Regions from separate parts of the Homo sapiens genome. Here region 2 is linked to region 1. Evidence: read pairs that join two places in POLR2A ChIA-PET (ENCODE). Cell type or tissue: GM12878. All regions are shown on one strand. Each heading gives the region's core, and the rest is flanking DNA. Links, peaks and the distances in the headings are about the cores only. Region 1 overlaps NEK6 (NIMA related kinase 6). Region 2 has its middle 39 kb from the start of NEK6.

Region 1 (5,366 bases), core at 292-5,291:
CCTGACCACCTGACACGAGCCTGCCCTCATGCATTTGCCCCCAACATCCCCCAGGCCTTGCGTGCAGCCATATTAAATGAGCGGTCCCCCTCCCCAGCAACACAGCACCCTGGTCCTTCCATGTCATTCCATGCACCAGCCTTGGACTAAAGACCCATCGGTGCCTCTCAATGGGCAAAGTCCCACTTGTCTGCCAGGACCAGATCTCTCGACCCTCCTTCATCTCGGCACTTTTTTTTTTTTTTTGAGATGGAGTCTTGCTTTGTCGCCCAGGCTTGAGTGCAATGGCGCGATCTCTGCTGACTGCAACCTCCGCCTCCTGGGTTCAAGTGATTCTCCTGCCATTTGAACCTGCTTCTCAGACCAGCCAGATGGAGCAATTACAGAAAGAAACTTAGCACAAGCCCAGGGGCTGGAAGGACTACCACGCCCAGGCAGACTGGCTGGCAGGGAGGAACTGACACACTACTCAGGCTCCCGAGTAGCTGAGATTATAAGCACACACCATCACGCCCAGCTAATTTTTGTAGTTTTAGTAGAGACGGGGTTTCGCCATGTTGGTCAGGCTGGTCTCGAACTACTGACCTCAGGTGATCCTCCCACCCTGGCCTCTCAAGGTGCTGGGATTACAGGTGTGAGCCACCATGCCCAGCCATAGTCTTGGCACTTCTTGTGGGACCTTGGGGAAGTCCCGTCCCCTCCCTGAGCCTTAAACGTCCCCATCCACAAAAAGGAACAGCCCAAGCTTGCAGGGAGGCTGCGAGGACTCTGTGAGCACACAGTGGGCAGCCAGGGGGCACCAAGGCCCCTTCTTCCCTTTCCCATCTGGTGGCATCTACACAGGTTTCTCCCTGAAGGTGGGCTGTTGAGGACACAAACTGCTTCCTTTGTCAGCATGTCTGCCTCCTCTGCCAGCCTTTAAGGGCAGGGACTGACCTTCGCGGTCATCTGTAAACCTCCAGTGCCTCACCCAGGCCCGGTGAAAAGAGGGCCACCCAGGGGGCGTTGGCAGAATGAATCTCTGACTAGTAGGTGGAGGGGGCTCTTCCCACCCTCCTGCAACCCCAAGAAACCTCTGCTGAGGGCTCAGCATCCCTGTGGTCACAGATCAGACAAAAGTCACTGGAGATTCAAAACCAACTGGGCCGCACACTGCAGGGTTCCCAGGGCCTTTTTGAAAATCGAGGAGCATCCCAATCACCTTTCACTTCCTCCTCAGGTAATAAAACCCAATTCTGGAAGAAAAAAAATGCAGAAGCTGTAAACATCTTGTCTCTCAGTTAAAGGAGCAACAAAGCATTTGGCTTCTGCCCAGAAGATTCTTGACTCTGGGACCTGGTCAAGGCTGGGTCCGCTCCCAGCCTCCCTGAAGATGAAGCTGAGATCTGCTGAGTGCTTCCTCTGTGTCGGGCACTGCAGGCAGCAGCTCAGCACATCCCTGCTGTGAGGTCTGCAAGCCCTTCACTTTTACAGATGAAGAAACTGAGGTGCAGAGAAGTTAAATGACTTGTCGAGCTCATGCAGCTGATAAGCAGCATGGCCTGTTTTTGAACTCAGATCCAACCCTCTCCAAAGTCTGCATTTTAATCATTTGCCTGAGGTGATCCTTGGTGACCACAATGCAGCTGGGGAGAGCTGCGGTCTCACTCTAGGAGTCCCAGGCCCGCTAGCAGGCCCACCATCCCAGAGACCCCTGCCTGCCTGGGAAATGATCTTGCTCTCACCTCGAGGCCTTGGCAGGCTCTGCTCCTCCTGCCGGAAATGAGCTGCCTCCCAGCAAACTTCTCTCCTGGGCATCTCCTCCAGGCAGCCTTCCTGGACTCACCCCGTCACTCCCAGCTCCACAGCCTGCTCCCCCGTGCTGTCTCTAATTCATGTGTCTTCTTCTCCTTGAACATGGAAATGTCCTTGAGGGTAGAGACTAAACCACTCTCTCCATGGCCCCAGCAGTTGGCAGAGGAGAGGCTGGGTAACTGGTTGCTGACTCAGTACAGAAACACCTGAGGCCAGGAGGGAGAAGCCTGGCCCCCCGAGACCAACTCATGCCAGGGGGACCACTGGGGAGAGGCTGGGGCTTAAGGGAAGGGATGGATTTCAGAGCAGAACCGCAGCTACTACCCTGCTGACTGACAGTGGAAGAAGGACCAAGTGGAACAGCCCCGGGGGCTGGAGGGCTTCGGTGTTTGTAAAAAACTCACCCTGGGTCCCAGGCGAGCATCTAGAATCCCATCCAGTGGCCTCCATGCAGGGAAAGCTTTCAAGCCCGTGGCCTCCCCTAATTTTCTCTCCTTCCCACAGGCAGGAAGGGGCAGACAAAACCCACCCTAGAGAAAGAATTGCTTTTTCTGCTTCCCTGGAAACTCAGAAGTTCTGGCCAAGCCCAGGGATTACTCAATGTGAAAGCAGCCATCAGCAGCCACCCCTGTCCCAGGCTAGTGGCAAAGGTCCTGTCAGGTTGGTGGGACTGGCTGAATGGGCAGCCCCACCAGCAGGTGGCTGAGCCAGCGGTGGGTGGCAGAGGTGCAGCCAGGTCAAGGTCCCTGGAGCTCCAGCCCTGGAGGTCCCTGGGGCCTGGTTCCCCATCCCTCGCTGGACACACCCCTAAGAGCAAGCGGTTCCCACAGCAGGAGGCAGAGAAAGTCAGGGTACCTTTTGAAGTGGCTCCTGAGAAGCTCCAGGGAAGGTCTGCTCCACTCTGGGTTGAGGGCAGACATGAGGTGCCTGGGCCTCCAGGGAGCTGGGTCGCCTCTCTGGGCTGGGGTGGGTGCAGGAAGAAGGGCCTCTGTCTCCGCATGGGACTTCCCCTTCCCAAGACTCCGGTCCCCAGACACCGCCAAAAGGAAACTCCCCCACCATGCGCTGCTCTAAAAATAGCTCCGGCTGCCACCTCCAAAGTGAATGGAACTTGTCACAGCCGCCACGGAGCCCCCTGCTTACCAGGGACTGGAATCTGATGGCAGCACCACCCGATTAGACCAGTGTAGGCTCAGGGAGGGACAAGGGTCCTTTCCTTTGGTCCTTGTGCTCGCTCCCCACCTATCCACACTGGGGCCCAGCAAAATGCTGAAAAGCATAACTGTTCTTGCTGTTTGTTTATTTATTTATTTATTTGAGATGGAGTTTCGCTCTTGTTGCCCAGGCTGGAGTACAGCAGCATGATCTTGGCTCACCGCAACCTCCGCCTCCGAGGTTCAAGCGATTCTCCTGCCTCAGGCTCCCAAGCAGTTGGGATTACAGACACCCACCACCATGCCCGGCTAATTTTGTATTTTTAGTAGAGATGGGGTTTCTCCATGTTGGTCAGGCTGGTCTCGAACTCCTAACCTCAGGTGATCTGCTGACCTCGGCCTCCCAAAGTGGTAAGATTACAGGCGTGAGCCACCGTGACCGGCCCTTGCTGTTCCTTTAAAAGCTTAACCCTTTCTATTCTCTCCTTTGTAAACTGGGCCCAAATCCTTGGTTGCCCATGAGATGAGAGCCCTGGCAGGCGGCAGTCCTGGTTCAAGTTCTGGCTTAGCCACGTCCCAGTTGTGTGCACCTGCATTCTCACGGGTAAAACAGGGACAAGGGTAGTATCTACTGCCCGGGGTGCTGGTGGGTTACATGACATTGCACGAGTTGAAAGAGCTTAGGGCCAGGCGGGGCACAAGGCAGATACCCCATCAGTGGGGTTGTTATTTGATTGTTATTGCATCTTTATTCGGGCCCTGCATTCTCCAAAACGAGGGTGCGGATCCAGGATCAGAGGATGAGGAGTGTTCGTCTTCCCTTCGGGACCCTGCAATGACTCAGACACAGTTCCTGTTCTTACAGGTCCCCAGGAGCAGGCCCTGGAACTGCTACCCACAAGCTAAAAAGAGCACGAAGCTGCTCAGGAAAAGGACCCATGGCTGCTGCTTCTGGCGGGGCCAGGTCACGGGGAGCTTTGGACAACAGGTAGAAAACCTGAGGTGGCCCAGAAGGACCAGCAGGGTTTGGACTAAAGGGGAGGGGGATTCCCAGTAGAGGACACCGTGGGATCAAGGGCACAGAGGCCAGACAGACCCCCCGCCACCCAGTCTGTGAGAGGAATCTGGGCTCTGCAGGCCAGCCCCAGCCCCTGGTCCCCAAGAGGGGCTCTCCGTGGCCAGCACCTGCTTCCTTTTTCAGAACGAGCCACTTCTGCCCTGGGCAAACCACCCCTGTGCCCCATCTGCAGCTCATCGCCACTGGGACTGACACAGGCATACAGCAGCTGAGGCCCTGGAGGACGCGTGAGTGAGATCCTGGCACCGAGGCTCCGCCACCTGACACACACCTTCCCACCAGCCGGCCCCAACTGTCGGGCACATGCCAGGTGCCAGCACCCTTGGGGGCGGAGGCTGGGCCCAGGCCAGCCATCCACAGGCCCTGGGGGCCGGACTCCCAGTCAGGACCTGGTGCGTGTGGCACCCCTTGAGGAGGTGGCCACAGATCCATGTCCCCTACAACCCTGCTAGTGGGCGTTACCAGCCTCATTTCACAGAGAAGGCTCCAGATAGGCCAGGCCAGGGCCTCCTGAGAGTCACCGTGAGCCCCCAGCATCATCTCCACGTGGCTGTGCACACCTCAGTGCATCCAGGTGGCGGCGTCTTCTTTGCCCAGTCCTACCACCCGTACGGTGTGACGGGGCTGGCGCGTAATCACAGCATCTGGGGCCACACCATGGCAACCCCTGCACCTTCCTGTGTCGCTCTCCTTACCAGGATCCTCACTGAACCCTGGAGTTGGGCTTAGGAAGTATGTGGCCATTTTTAGCTCCGCAGGAGTGGCTTGTGCTCTGAGCTGTGCTGTGTGTGGTCTGGTGGCCCAGGACTCATACAGGCCAGACTCCCATAGGGCTGCATGGTCTTGGGAAAGTCACAGGCTATCTTTGGGCCTCAGTTTCCCCACCTGCAACATGAGTGGGTTGGACTCCACAGTCTAGAAGCGCCCTTCTTGTGCAGATGCTTCTTATACGGCTGACAAAGGATCTGTGATTCACTGGGTTGCTCTGGAATTAAACTGGGGATCCTGTATTTAATCACGTGCTCATTTCTGGGCACTAGAAAACCAGATCTTTTCGGTCTGGAATTGCTAAGGGAATTTGTTCTTGGACCCTGGATCACTTCTGAGCCCTCCAGCCCCTGCACACTGCCTTCCTCATGCATAGTAGCCATAGTGACGTGGGGCTGTGGCTTGGATGCCTCCTGGGCTCCCCAACACACAGCCATGGAGGTGTGTATATGGAGGCATGCATCCAGGGCACCCCATCAGTGTCGGGTGCTGGGCCAGATCCTTCAGGGATAGTGCCAGCCTGTGTGCTCACAAAACAACCCTGGAAGGCAGACAGTGTATCCATTTGACAG
Region 2 (5,366 bases), core at 109-5,108, 73 kb after region 1:
GATACCCTGCTGAATGCCTCCCCTGTACTAGGCACTTTGCTAGTGTGCCAGGAAGGGCTTCTTTGCCCCCTTCACTACTTTCTTCTCTCCCCTGGTTCTCGACAGCTCCACCCACCCTTTGTGCAATAAGTCTTCAGGAAGGTGAAGTAGAGAGACAGCAGAGTAGCGCAATGCTACTCCACCTATGTCACAAGAGACAGTCAGTGGTAGCATGAGAAAGCTTTGCTGTCTTGTAGTAAGTTTACTGCAAAGAGCTAGAAGGAGCTAGAGCCTCTTCCATTAGTCCCGCCTGTGACATGCCCTCAGGGGTCTGATGCTGCCCCTCTAGGATAAAAACTCTGTAAGTGGAGAAGAGAGAGACAATTCTTGGGCCAAAGATGCCCGCTGTAAAATTCAAGGCCAGTCAGAAAAACAGAAACCACTCTAGGTATTTCCAACAGAGGAAATTTAATATAGGGAATTGGTTACCTGGAAGAGGGAAGAGCTGAAAAGCCAAACAGCAAATGGTGAGGCAAGTGCTTGTTCCACAATGGCAAAAGGTGCTACCACTTAGGGGTGGAGAGACAAAAGGAAGAGGCAGTGATACTGCCCAGGAGTAACTTGAATCATCAGAGCCACCTGGAGACTTGGAACTGCAGATGACCGGGTGGTTCTAGAGCAGCCAAAGACACAGAAGAGAGCAGCCTGTGCTGGGGAAAGGCCACTCCCACTCCCTCCCTAAGCAGAGGGAGGGAGAAATACCCAGATTGTCCCCTCCTCCCATGCTCCAATCTCCTGCCAGTGCTTCCCCTTGGCCCAACCTAACAGGAAGCCAGTTGGCAAAGGAAACTGGGAAAAGCAGTTTGCAGGAGAGGGGCAAGCACACAGGACTGCCCAGCACACTTGCCCACGATGCACACTGCAGGGGCTGAGAACGTGTTGGGAAAAGCAAAGAAATACTTGGCAGTGTCCCCAGGACTCTGGGGATATGATTAACTGTTGATCAGAGTTTCATGGACTGAACACACATACGCTTCCAGGGAACACACTGAACACACATACGCTTCCAGTGTGACCTGCTCCGTGAGTGTGGCTTCAAATTGTCTCCACCACAGGCCAACAAATTTAGGACAAGCCTCCCTCCCCATGCTGCAGTGGAGGAAACGGAAGCTTTAGGAAGAGAAGTGCCTTCTACAAGCTCCACGGCTGGAAAATGGGCAAAGTCAGGACTCAAACCCTGGTGACTCCAGGGCCCCAGGCCTGGGAAAAAGGTGAGAAGTCAGGTGTCAGGTGTTACCCTTGGGAGCAGATGCTGGTTATTGATCTGAGTTGGAGGCCCTGGGTAAAATTCTGAGAAGGAGAGCGGCGTTGAGCTTGAGTGAGGCTGACTGGGGAGAGAGCTGTTGATGGTGAAATGGGAAGGGGGCATAGTGTAATGGTTAAGGGTGGGACTTAGGAGCCCAACAGTTTGGTTCAGATCAGCTCTGCCATTTACTAGTTGCGTGACTTGATCTCTCCATGCCTCAGTTTTCTCTTCTGTTAAATAGGAGTCATAGTGATCACAGTACTTGCTTCATAGAACTGTCATGAGAACTAGCGTGTTGCATAAGCGATTGCTAGGATCATTGTTGAGTCCTTACGCTGAGCCAGTACTCTACCAAACACTCTACCTACATTATCCTATTTCATTCTTAAAAACAAAATATCGGCCGGGCACTGTGGCTCACGCCTGTAATCCCAGCACTTTGGGAGGCTGAGGCAGGTGGATAACGAGGTCAGGAGATGGAGACCGTCCTGGCTAACACAGTGAAACCCCGTCTCTACTAAAAATACAAAAAATTAGCTGGGCGTGCTTGCAGGCGCCTGTAGTCCCAGTTACTTGGGAGGCTGAGGCAGGAAAATGGCCTGAACCCGGGAAGCGGAGCTTGCAGTGAGCCGAGATCGCGCCACTGCACTCCAGCCTGGAAGACAGAGTGAGATTCTGTCTCAAAAAAAAATATCGGCCAGGCGCGGTGGCTCACACCTGTAATCTCAGCACTTTGGGAGGCCAAAGTGGGCGGATCACCTGAGGTCAGAAGTTGGAGACCAGCCTGGCCAACATGGCAAAACCTCGTCTCTACTAAAAATACAAAAATTAGCCGGGTGTGGTAGCACATGCCTGTAATCCCAGCTACTAGGGAGGCTGAGGCAGGAGAATTGTTTGAACCCAGGGGGCGGAGGTTGCAGCAAATCGAGATCACGCCACTGCACTCCAGCCTGGGCGACAGAGGGAGATTCCATCTAAAAAATAAAAAAATAAATTAAAAAAGGTCCTTTTTATTCCCATTTTTACATGTGAAAATACTGAAGCTCTGAGACATAAAGCAACTAGGTTGAGGACGAGCATCAGTAGGAAGTAGAATATGACTGCAAAGTCCTATCCCTGGGCGGCTGCACCATTCCCTGTTTTGTTTCTCAGTCCTTCCATTGGAAGACAAGCCCCTGTATTAAATCCCTTCTGTTCAAAACCTAGGGCATTTCAGGCTTCCTGATGAGATGCTGCCTGATACAGTAGTTACTGTTTATTGTGGGTTTCCTGGGAACGGGCACTCTTCTATGCACTTTACATACAGTAATGTATCTAATCATGCCCTGCTCATCCTATGCATTAAGTGCTATGATCTCACTCGACAGCAGAGGAAGGAGAGGGGAAGCCACTTGCCTGGGATCCTGCAGCTCATGAGGGGCAGAGCTGGGGTTTGAGGACATGAGGTTCAAATCCAGAATCCACATCCTGACCCATGGCAGGAGACCACCCTACTTGCTGTTGGCCATCACTACTGCCAGGCAGCAGCCAGCCCACCAGAGCCTGGCCCTGGTGGCAACCAGTTAGCCTCTGTGACCTCCCCATCTGACTCCATCTTCCCCCTCTGCTGTGGACCTTGTCTAATTTCTACCCACTTCAGAGACTAGGACAAAGATGGCATCTCCAAGGCATTCTCTTCTCCAAGCTGAAGACCCCTGTGTCTGGGAGGGGCTGGGAGGTGAGGTGGGGCCTTCCTGGAGGATACTAAAAGGGCTCCTAACCCTGGTGTCTCTTCCCTCCCAGCCTGTCCCTCTTATGCCACTCATGGCATCAATCCGTCCAGAGGGACACTCCGATGACTCACCCACCACAGCACTTTCACTTCCTTCTTCTCCAGAGGAGGCGTCTGACCTGCTGCAGCTGCACTGAAGGGCCTCTTCTCAGGGGCTTCCAAGGCTATAGGGGGCGGCCAGGGGCCCTGCTGCAGCCTTGAGGTCCAGGCCTGGGGCCTAGAGTGCTGCCTCTGTAGGGAGCAGAGTGACCGGAGGGGCTTTGGGCCTCCTTGCTAGAGACTGGCTTCAGCTGAACCCTGTCCAAATTGTCAGTCACCCTCAACACCCATGCAGGGTTGGCACACAGGGAGATGGACCTTGAGTTTTTTTTTGAGACAGAGTCTCACTCTGTCGCCTAGGCTGCAGTGCAGTGCAGTGGTGCGATCACAGTTCACTGCAGTCTCCACTAACGGGGCTCAAGCAATTCTCCCACCTCAGCCTCTCGAGTAGCTGGGATGACAGGTGCATGCCACAACGCCCAGTTAATTTTTGTAGAGATGGGGTTTTACCATGTTGCCCAGGCTGGTCTTGAACTCCTGGGCCCAAGCGATCCGCCCACCTCAGCCTCCAAAAGTATTGGGATTACAAGGGTGAGCCACCATACCCAGCTGACCTGGAGTTTTAAAGCTGGAGTTGTATCTCTCATACTTCCTGATGGCATTGAAGGGACCCATATTCATTCATTCACTCATTCATTTACTCCTTTATTCCCTCATGTAACAAATCTGTCCTGGGCTTCTATATACCAAGCAGTCCCTAGGGTACCAAGAAACCAGGGCTCGCCCTCTGCCCATGAGGAGCTCATGGCCCATCTATGGGTGGGGGTTGTGGGAGTGGCGGGTAGCAGGGCGGATCCATAAATAGAAAACCCCGGTACAGTGAAAGCGGGCCTTGGAGAGGGCTGGGGAAGCCCAGGCAGTGCAGTGGTTGTGGTTAAGTCACAGGGCACCGCAGGGTGGACCTAGGATTTGTGAAGTCTGAAGCTTTTCAATTTTGGAAGCCCCATCTGTAGAAACAGAATACAAAATTAGATTCAAAAGCATTTATTTAGAAGGAGAAAACAAAACCCAAGACAGTATCAAGGGCTTGGAGATACTTCTGAGATCCCTTCACACAGTTTACCAGAAATGTTTACATGGAAATGCTTCCTCATTACAAGCTGGTTTCCCTCTCTCCCTAGAGTACTCTATAGCTCCCAGCTACTCCAGGGGTGCTGGGAAGGGCAAGGCTGAAAATGAAGCTTTGCTAGGGTCACAATGCAGCCTCCTTGGAGCAGGCAAGTTGCACAACACTGATCCCATCCCAGTCTCAGAGGATAGTGCATGGTTCAATGACCTAGCTGTGGAGTCAGACCTGGGTCACACTCCCCACTCAGCCATTTTCTGACTATGCCACCTTGGGGAAGTTGCTCATCTCTGAGCCTTGGTTCACTCGTCTGTAACATGAAGCTATTGATAGAACCACACATTGTGTTTTTGTAAACATTCAATGAGATCATCCATGCAGAGCAGTTCATAAACATGAAGCACTGGATGAACGCCACTGTCACAGTGAATGCCACTATTCATGATGAAGGTCTGTGGCTGTCTTGTCCTGCCTCTCTCTCTCTCTCTCTCTCTCTCTGTGTGTGTGTGTGTGTGTGTGTGTGTGTGTGTGTGTGTGTGTGGTGGGTGGTCAGGGAAGGCTTCCCAGAAGAGGTGACATTGGTGTTGGGCCCTAAAGGAAAATGTAGAGAAGGGCATTCCAGGCAAAGAGAATGGTGCATGAAGTGACTGGTGTCTTGAGGAAGGGAAGAAGCCCAGCCAGCCAGGAGCAACCTAGAGGGATTCTCTAGCCTCTGGGTGGCCATATTAGGGCTGGGCCTGAGCTTCCCAGGCCCTCCTGGTTGCAGCCCCAAGGCTGCAGCCTGGCAGAGGCCAACTGTTGTGTCTGGGTGGGTGGGGGGTGCCCAGCTTGGTCTCTGCTATGCTGGCAGAAGTTTCAGCCTCTCACCTCTCTGCCTCCCCTGTTTCCGGTCCTCCACTTCCTTCCCCTCCACAGACCACAGAGGCGTTTCAGAGGAAGCTGCTACTTATTTTAGCAGTAATCCCCGGACACCCCCACCCACAGCTGCCCCTGGCCCCCTTACAAGGCACCAAGTCACCCTCTGAGCCCCAGCCCACGGCACTCATAAGTGAGGAACAGGCCCTGTCCCCGGGCCAGCCCTGTGCACCCCTTCCCCACAGCACAACAGGGAGCCTTGAAGCTGGGAGATGTGGCTCCAAGTCCGG

Evidence for each region. ChIA-PET counts read pairs that join two places held together with the same protein. Peaks named below come from ENCODE experiments on the same cell type or tissue, not always from the same donor. Only the 100,000 strongest peaks of a DNase experiment are listed, where the experiment ranks them.
Region 2: POLR2A ChIA-PET joins it to region 1 with 14 read pairs; 2 of 35 experiments call an interaction of 5 or more read pairs at or near these places.

What each region holds. Positions count from the first base shown.
Region 1 is chr9:124,289,372-124,294,737 of GRCh38, reverse strand. All of the region lies in intron 1 of NEK6 (NIMA related kinase 6), which reads right to left. Among named protein-coding and RNA genes, the nearest start is that of NEK6, 34 kb to the right of the region's middle. RefSeq lists enhancers at 1,333-2,317, 2,556-2,615, 2,626-2,735, 2,756-2,955. In GM12878, for the core only: CTCF peaks have their summits at 799 and 2,474 (motif pointing right); a DNase peak (open chromatin) is centred at 2,687; H3K4me3 peaks cover 4,681 bases; H3K27ac peaks cover 4,954 bases.
Region 2 is chr9:124,216,646-124,222,011 of GRCh38, reverse strand. No RefSeq gene overlaps it. Among named protein-coding and RNA genes, the nearest start is that of NEK6, 39 kb to the left of the region's middle. RefSeq lists enhancers at 2,903-3,262, 3,833-3,992, 4,902-4,981. In GM12878, for the core only: no CTCF peak of the experiment used is centred there; DNase peaks (open chromatin) are centred at 3,121, 3,969, 4,541 and 5,101; H3K4me3 peaks cover 882 bases; H3K27ac peaks cover 2,708 bases.